3 separate regions of the Mus musculus genome follow, and regions 1 and 3 are each linked to region 2. Evidence: chromatin loops called from intact Hi-C (ENCODE). Cell type or tissue: left cerebral cortex. All regions are shown on one strand.

What was found. A loop is a pair of places that touch in the nucleus more often than their neighbours do. Peaks named below come from ENCODE experiments on the same cell type or tissue, not always from the same donor. Only the 100,000 strongest peaks of a DNase experiment are listed, where the experiment ranks them.
Region 1: it touches region 2 in a loop (7-fold over the local background); 19 of 42 quality-filtered maps call a loop at or near these places.
Region 3: a loop joins it to region 2, with 6 times the contacts of the local background. A loop is called at or near these places in 19 of 42 quality-filtered maps.

What each region holds. Positions count from the first base shown.
Region 1 is chr2:35,287,784-35,290,283 of GRCm38, forward strand. All of the region lies in intron 3 of Gsn (gelsolin), which reads left to right. Among named protein-coding and RNA genes, the nearest start is that of Gsn, 6.7 kb to the left of the region's middle. In left cerebral cortex, a CTCF peak has its summit at 1,427 (motif pointing right); a DNase peak (open chromatin) is centred at 1,435.
Region 2 is chr2:35,396,511-35,399,010 of GRCm38, forward strand. It overlaps 4930402F06Rik (RIKEN cDNA 4930402F06 gene), which reads right to left and starts at 664. Exons shown (of 6, transcript NM_001080709.2): 1 at 396-664. In left cerebral cortex, a CTCF peak has its summit at 1,169; DNase peaks (open chromatin) are centred at 771, 1,233 and 2,044; H3K4me3 peaks cover 259 bases.
Region 3 is chr2:35,296,635-35,299,134 of GRCm38, forward strand. It overlaps Gsn (gelsolin), which reads left to right. Exons shown (of 17, transcript NM_146120.4): 10 at 2,161-2,294. Among named protein-coding and RNA genes, the nearest start is that of Gsn, 16 kb to the left of the region's middle. In left cerebral cortex, a CTCF peak has its summit at 1,490 (motif pointing right); a DNase peak (open chromatin) is centred at 1,496.

The sequences.
Region 1 (2,500 bases), 110 kb before region 2:
ACCAGACATCCGCTGGGACTTTTGCTTAGAAAAGGGCTCTGAGCTAGAAAATGCACAGCTCCAGCCTCACCAAGGAGTTTTTTAGTTACGTAACACAGTTTGACTTTTTATCTTTTTTCGTGGAAATTTTAGTGCCTTGCTCCCATATCTCACTAGCTATGTCAAGCTTGATATACATTCGACAAGAATAAGAAGCAGCTCTGAAATGAAGGACCCTGGGACCCCACCCCTGTAGGCACAGACCAAATAGTGTTGGTCACTCTGGTTCTTCCACGAACCTCCTCTCATCACTGTATATTAAATTCAGGGAATGGCTCGTTAAACAGCTCACTCTGGAGAATTTTGTTCAAAGAATTTGATCTCTTCCTGCCTCACCCCAAAATTAGATTAGACAGCAACAATCAATCCCTCAAAAAAAAAAAGTTTAAAAAACTAATAGAATGCCGGCCGGTGGTGGTGCACGCCTTTAATCCCAACACTTGGGAGGCAGAGCAAGTGGATTTCTGAGTTTGAGGCCAGCCTGGTCTACAAAGTGAGTTCCAGGACAGCCAGGGCTACACAGAAAAACCCTGTCTCGAAAAACAAACAAAACAAAACAAAACCAACCAACCAACCAACCAAACAAACAAAAAGTAATAGAAAAAAAATCTCAAATTCCCATCCTTTCCCTTGTAGATTCACTGGTGTCTTCTAAGAACTAGCTTTATTTATTATGTGTGTGTGTGTCTGTGTGTCTGTACATATACATGTGTATATATGTGTGTGTGGATAGGTGTATGTATCTATGTATGTGTGTGTATGTAAGCATATATATATGTATATATGTATGTGTATATGTGTGTGTAATATGTGTATGTATGTGTGTATGTGGTTGTGTGTATGTGTATATATGTATGTGCATATGTACATGTATATCTATAATATATATTTATTTACATGTGTGTGTGTATGTGTGTGTGTGTGTGTGTGTGCGCAGCACTGAGTAGCACGCATCAGGACTCTCAGGCTCACCAGCTAAGAGTTGATGCCATGACAGTTCCTACCTCAGTGGCTGTTGTGAGTCTTGCATGGACAATGGGTGCCAGCCTTATCGCTGCTCATTCATGTGGCCCTGGGGTCCTGTGGGTGACTGTGGAGGAAGCACAGAGTGCTAGGGTATACTGCCCAGTGTCTGCCCCTCACCTCGTCCCCAGTGACTGCCTCAGCCCTTGCCCTCCTCCAGCCCTCACATCACTCTGGGTCTCAGGCACCATGGCCATCTGGCCTCCGATTCATTCTTTCTGTGATGGGGAAAGTTCCATCCAGGATGGAAGCCACGGGTGTAGCCTTGCCCCACAATGAGGTCATTCCACCCAGTGGCACCACAGCTCTTCCTGGTGATGGGCAATGCTGATAGACTTTACGTCCACACCAAGAAGGGACACCAGAGGGCGCTCCAGTCCCCAGAAACTTGAAACTGCTTGAACCTGGGCCTAAGAACTGATATCAGGAAGAATGACATAATTTTTCAGATTCAGACGAACTTGGGTTTGATCCCAGCGTCACCTGCCCCACTGTGAGCGCTTGAGCGAGGCCCATCATGTGTGGGCTCTTCTCCCCCTCACCTGTGAGATACATGTGGAATGTGTGGTGTAGTGACTATGATCACGTCTATTCTACTTACTGTTACTGTGCCTTACAGGAGCTGCCTCTGCCTACACCATCAAGGTTGTAAGACTAGGGTCAGTGCAAGGAGGTGGGCTGATAGGGTCCTGGCTGGGGTGGTCTGAGAACCTATAGAAGCCTCTGAACTCCCACCTCCATGGTGTGTGGAATAGGGAGATGTACGGGACCCAGGGCAGACAGCAAGGCTGTCTTGAGTGTGCCACAGGCTTGCTGAGCACACCTGAGGAAATCACTTCACGTCTCTGGGCTTTGGTCAGGTTGGACACAATGAGTGTAAGGTGGAGGGCTGTTGAGTACCTGAAGCTGGAGACATTCCAGACAGCTTCCTTTGGCTTCCCACTGAACTAATGAATGTCTTGCAACGGGGTGGGGTGGAAGAGTGGTGAGCTAGGGAGAGACTGTGTGAAACAGGGCAAGCGTGGCTGTTCACCATAGGAACCTTTGGTATGTCCATGTTTGTTGTGTGACAGTCAGGGTCCGTGAGTAGGAGCACCCCCTACACTTGGATGATGGATCCCTTTCCTTGAAGATTCTCCGTGTAGCATGCCACAGTGTGCCCTTTGGGAAATGCTGGTTTTGAGAGAGAGATGTTTGCGGTCCTTTGATCCAGGAAGTGGCTCTCAGGATCTTTTAGGTGCAGTGGAAGGTTCAGAGGGATGTAATGTGGAGGGAATCTTAGCCATGTGGTTTTGGTAGATGTTATTTATTTTTTTCTGAACCTCAGAAAAGAATGTCTCGGTATCAGACACTAACAGCGAAAGTCCTGGTTGAGCTGAGCATCTCTCCACCAGCCAGAAGTTTCTTCCCCTCAGTCCTGCGACCCCTGTGTATCTAC
Region 2 (2,500 bases):
AAGCCATGCACAAAAAGCAAATTGTTCTAATGGCAGTCATTTCCAAGGTCCCAAGACTAACAGTCCCACAGGAAAGTTTTAAAACCCCCGATGTCAAGCCTACACCAAGACAACTGAACAGCAGCAATCTTTGGATGGGATCCAGATGTGAATATTCTCAATCCAGGAAATTCCAAGATGCAGCCAATTGTAAATTGTGAATAAATGTTGTGTCCCTTGCCACTAAGAAAGACAAAAACTCCGTTGGGCTGCCTGTGGATTCTGGAGACGGTGTTCCACCACAGGGAGTGTCCGACTGTCTCCTGTCCACCTGATAAATATACAAAGCAGTAAGCTGCCCAAGAAACCCTGGAGGAGGTCGTCAAGTGGTCGCCGCTACTGGGATGCTTTCTTACCCAATGGATGCTGATGACCAGTGTCACCTATAAAGTTGAGTAGCCCAGAGAGGGGTGGGACAGGTTGTTGAAGGCTATAGCTCCCCTTGATAGAGCAGTTGAAGCAAGGGCCACTGAATTCCAGATCACTTCTTGGTGTGTGTTGTGTTGCTACCACCAAAATACCGAAGCTGGGTGCTTTACAAAAAGAAAAAAAAATGTTCCTCCAGCTCCAGATGTCCCAGAATCCATTCAGTTTCTGTTGAAAACCATGTGGCAGTCAGCCAGAGGCACTGTGTGGAGCGGAGCATGGGTTTGAGTGGTGGAGGGGAGCTGCCAGGCTTGCTAACAACCATGTCACAGAAGCCCATCTCCAGAGCGACAGCTCACTCATAGAAAAGCATTAATCCCTAGTCAATGCCTAACACAGCACTATCCACTGGAACCAAACCTCAGTGTGAACTCCACGGGGAGAACCACATCTCAACCATACCACACCTACAAACAGTAGCACCCTTGGCGCACATAAGCAATGTGTCTCTCCTCTAAGTCAGCGTTAAGATTCCCTCCTACTTCCCTTATGCCTTCTTTATTAACTGTGGTATATGTAGGGTTGATTTCTACCTGTTTATTTGATAAACTGCACAGTACACCTACAGCACCACTAAGCTATAGAGCTAGTTCCATTTATATGAAGGATCAATAGCATTTATACAAATGACGCTGCCTTTAATAGCACCAAAAAGAATGTTTTCATCACTCCAGAAACTGGTTCTCTTTGGAACTCCTGCCCCCTGGTGTCCACGAGAGGGAACTGCTTTGTCTTAGCTCTGGTTTCTAGGGAGGAAGTGGAGCTTTAGAGTTTCCCACACAGGCAAACAGATAAATCTGTTAGTGAACTCTGAAAGAGTGTAATTCCAGCCGCTCCAAGATTGCCACGAATGACATTTCTTGAGATGGGGTGAAGTTTGCCACCCTGTGCAAGTGTGAATCACTTAGCAGTGCCCTTGTATCCACCCACTACATGCCAGTAGCACCCACACTCACGATCCAGTTAGGACAAGCAAAAAAAAAAAAAAAAAAAAAAATGCAAATGCAGCCACTGTCATTGCCAAGTGGCTGCGAGGGCTGGAAGGGAGATGTGAGCTGAGAGCCGCTGATGTGCTGCTGTGGGGAGACAAGGAGGCCAGGACTTACTGCCCTGCGAGCAGCACGGAACCCTGTTGGCCATGGCACTGGCATAGAGCCTCAACCTGAACCCAAGCTGAAACCCCGAGGTCGCAGCTTGTGAACCACAGGGAAAAGGTTCTGTCTGCTGGACCACAGATGGAAATGCTAGTAGCAGGGATGTGAGAGAGCTGGTCCCATCTCCAGTCGAGAAGCAGAGAGATGCTGATGCTCTGCCTGCCTTCTCCTTTGTATTCAGTCTGGGACCCCACATTGACTGGTGCCATCCAGTTAGAATGAGCCTTGTTACCTCTGTCCACCCAACCTAGCAACTCCCTTGTAGACAAGCCCGATGTCTGTTACACTGGGAGGGAGTGGGGAGCATGCCTAGGCTGGAAAGATGGCTCAGCTGATAATGTGTCTGCCACGTGAACACTAATCTGATCCCAGAGAACGCCCATAAACTGTCTAGGTGTGAGGGCATGCCACTGGAACTCCAGGGCTGCTGTTGTGAAGACTGCAGACCATGACCTGCAGCTTGGAGTCCAGCCAGTCTATCCAATCAGCAAACTCCACTCAAGTTCAGTGCCTGTTAGCCTAGCCAATCGGCAAGCTCCATTCAGGTTCAGTGCTAGCCAGTCTATCCAATCAGCAAACTCCACTCAAGTTCAGTGCCAACCACTCTAGACAGTCAGTGAGCTCCGTTCAGGGGTAGTGAGACCCTGGCTCAAAAGATAGGGTAGAGAACAATTGAGTTAGACATCTGATGTCAACTCCTGGACTCCACAATGCACAAAGACAAACGTGCAAAACACACATCTGCATGTGCATTCATGTACACACACACACACACACACACACACACACACACACACGTCCTCTGAGGCATGATGGAATAGATGTTGCTGCATTCCCCCACTCTTTCAGTAGATCCCTGTGAGACAGAGCCTGTGAGATGA
Region 3 (2,500 bases), 100 kb before region 2:
CTGGCCCCGTTACACCAGCTAAAGGATAGAGAAGGGCAGATTGAGGCTTTATCAATGTAGTCAAACTGGGGAGAACAAAAAAAAGGGGCCCCAAGCCCTCCCCCAAGTCCATCTTCACAGCACTGACTTGAGCTTTGGGTTTAGATATAGGGAGAGTTGGGGCTAGAGGTGTGTATGAATAAGCAGTCTTGGGCCAAGCATGGCGTGGTTAATCATCTGATATCTAGTCTGCATATCGAGGCCAGTTTGACTCCAGGGTGCGCCCCGCTCTCTTGGATATTCCCCATCACTGGAGGCGACGAGCTCCTCAAGAGTGAGCACAGGTTCAGGGCAATGACTTATCTGAGTGCCTTCAGCCTTGAAGGAGCAAAGGCAGATGAGATAGGTCTGCGAGACTCCTCTTGAAGTAACGTGTCTATAAGCAGAGCTGAGCAAGTGATGCAGACCTAAACAAGATGGAGAATTCCGTGTTCTCCTGGCTTCAGTTACCCTGTGAGCCAGTGCTTTCTAACAAAAAGCAGTTTCTAAGTACTTGTTACAGTGTCACTGTGCCTGGGCTGGCTTTGGCTAGATGCCTCCCTTCCCTGTCTCTCTACCTGCTATAGCTCACACCCAACCTCTACCGCCCCGAGGGTGTTTCTCCCAAGTTTACACCACAGCCTGTGGTACATGAGATTCTTCACTTCCACTTTTTTTGTTTGTTTGATTTTTAACAATCAACATTCCCTGAGTACCTACTGTGTGCCAGGCTCCCAGACTCCATCTTCCTCCCCAGGAGTGCCTGGGTGGGAAGGGAGGTGACCACAGCCACAGTAGAGTCTTGAAATCCGTTGTTCCCGGAGCTGAAGGGAACCTCTGGGATTTTGTGGGAACACAGGGAAGGCAGTGGGAATGGGGTGGCTGGGATTGGCTAGCACAGTAGGAGCGGGAGTTTGCTGTGAGGGAGTAGGGACACATTCCAGGCAGGACCTGTTTTTTGAGGAGCATGGTGCCAGAGGGACCATGAGTGCAGCACATGGGGTACGGCAGTAATAAAATAGCTTGGGTTTTCTTTTGGTTTTAGTAGATGTATGACAGATTTGGTTCTGTGCTTTAAAGGCCCGCCATAAAAAATAGGTAAGAGGTAGAAACATGAGCTAGAACATCTGGGAATGGGGAGGGGTCGTTCTGATCGGTTAGGGGAGAGATAAAGCACCCGGGAGTGGGGAGACAGGGTGCAGGTGGAGAGGTGGAGGTGTGCTCATAGATGCTTGGGGCCCAGAGTCCATTCCAGGTCAGCGTCCACTGTTCCCCTAAGAGGCATAGCGACAGTCACCATTACTGTCACGGGTGCTGTTCTCTCCGTACTACTGGCCAGTGTGCAGAGGAGGCAGCGAAAGCGTTTGGTAGACAGAGAGTTGAGCCTGGCCATTTACTCAACCTCTCTGAGCCTCAAATGCTCCTCACCTCCAAGACTCCATGCTGCGGGCTCAGTGCCTCCACTTGACCACTAGGTGTCACTGGAGGGCCTCCCGATGACTGGTTGCTAGCGCTGTTTGTACAGATCTGCCTGCAGAGGGAGGTCATTATGAGCCCACCCAACTATGGCCCCGATGAATAAAGTGACCTATAAAATCCATAGGGAGAGTGGAAATACTGGTGATATAATGCCGATCCTGTTAATGGCAGTTGGGCCTAATAGAGCTAGCTTGTGGTAGGGGCATCATGGCATCTTCATGACTAGAATGGAAGGCTTGACACCATTTATGGCTGTTGTCACCATCACTTTTCAGGTGAGAAAGCTGAGGCTCTGAGAGGGGCCATCGGAAGTCATATGACCTCTCAGGGGGCATGGCTTAGGTTTGACTCAGGCTTGGCTCAATCTTCTAATCTAGAGCTGTCTTGAGGGGCTTTTCAGGGGGGAGAAACAGATCATCTGGTCAGACGTGGTGGGAAGAGGTAGAGCGGGAACTCTGCGATCATATCCTGCTGTGCCTCTCAAGGGCTCTGAGCGCCGGGCAAATTATTTAACTTTATTTAACTTTGCTTGGGCCTGGATGGCACCGCGTTCCCATGAAAAACTTGTCCTGTTCTCCACACTGTCCACTATACTGGGGTCCCAGCTTGCCCAGGGTGACAGAGGGCACACTGCAGTGTCTGACCTCAGCTCTGCCTCTGCAGATCTGGAGAATTGAAGGTTCCAACAAGGTGCCAGTGGACCCTGCCACATACGGGCAGTTCTATGGAGGCGACAGCTACATCATTCTGTACAACTACCGCCACGGTGGCCGCCAGGGACAGATCATCTACAACTGGTGAGGAGCCTGGGCTAACTGCTGAGTCTTAGGGGGGAGTTTGTGGAGCCATAACTGTGCCTGAATATGCTGACAAAGGGAGTCTGGAGTATAGAGGCCTGAGCTTGGACAGCCATACCTTGCTGGGGCCCGTTCTCAAGCAGAGTCACAACCCTGAACTTCTTGTCATGCCCAACTTAGGGACAGAGACACACCAACCCAGCAGC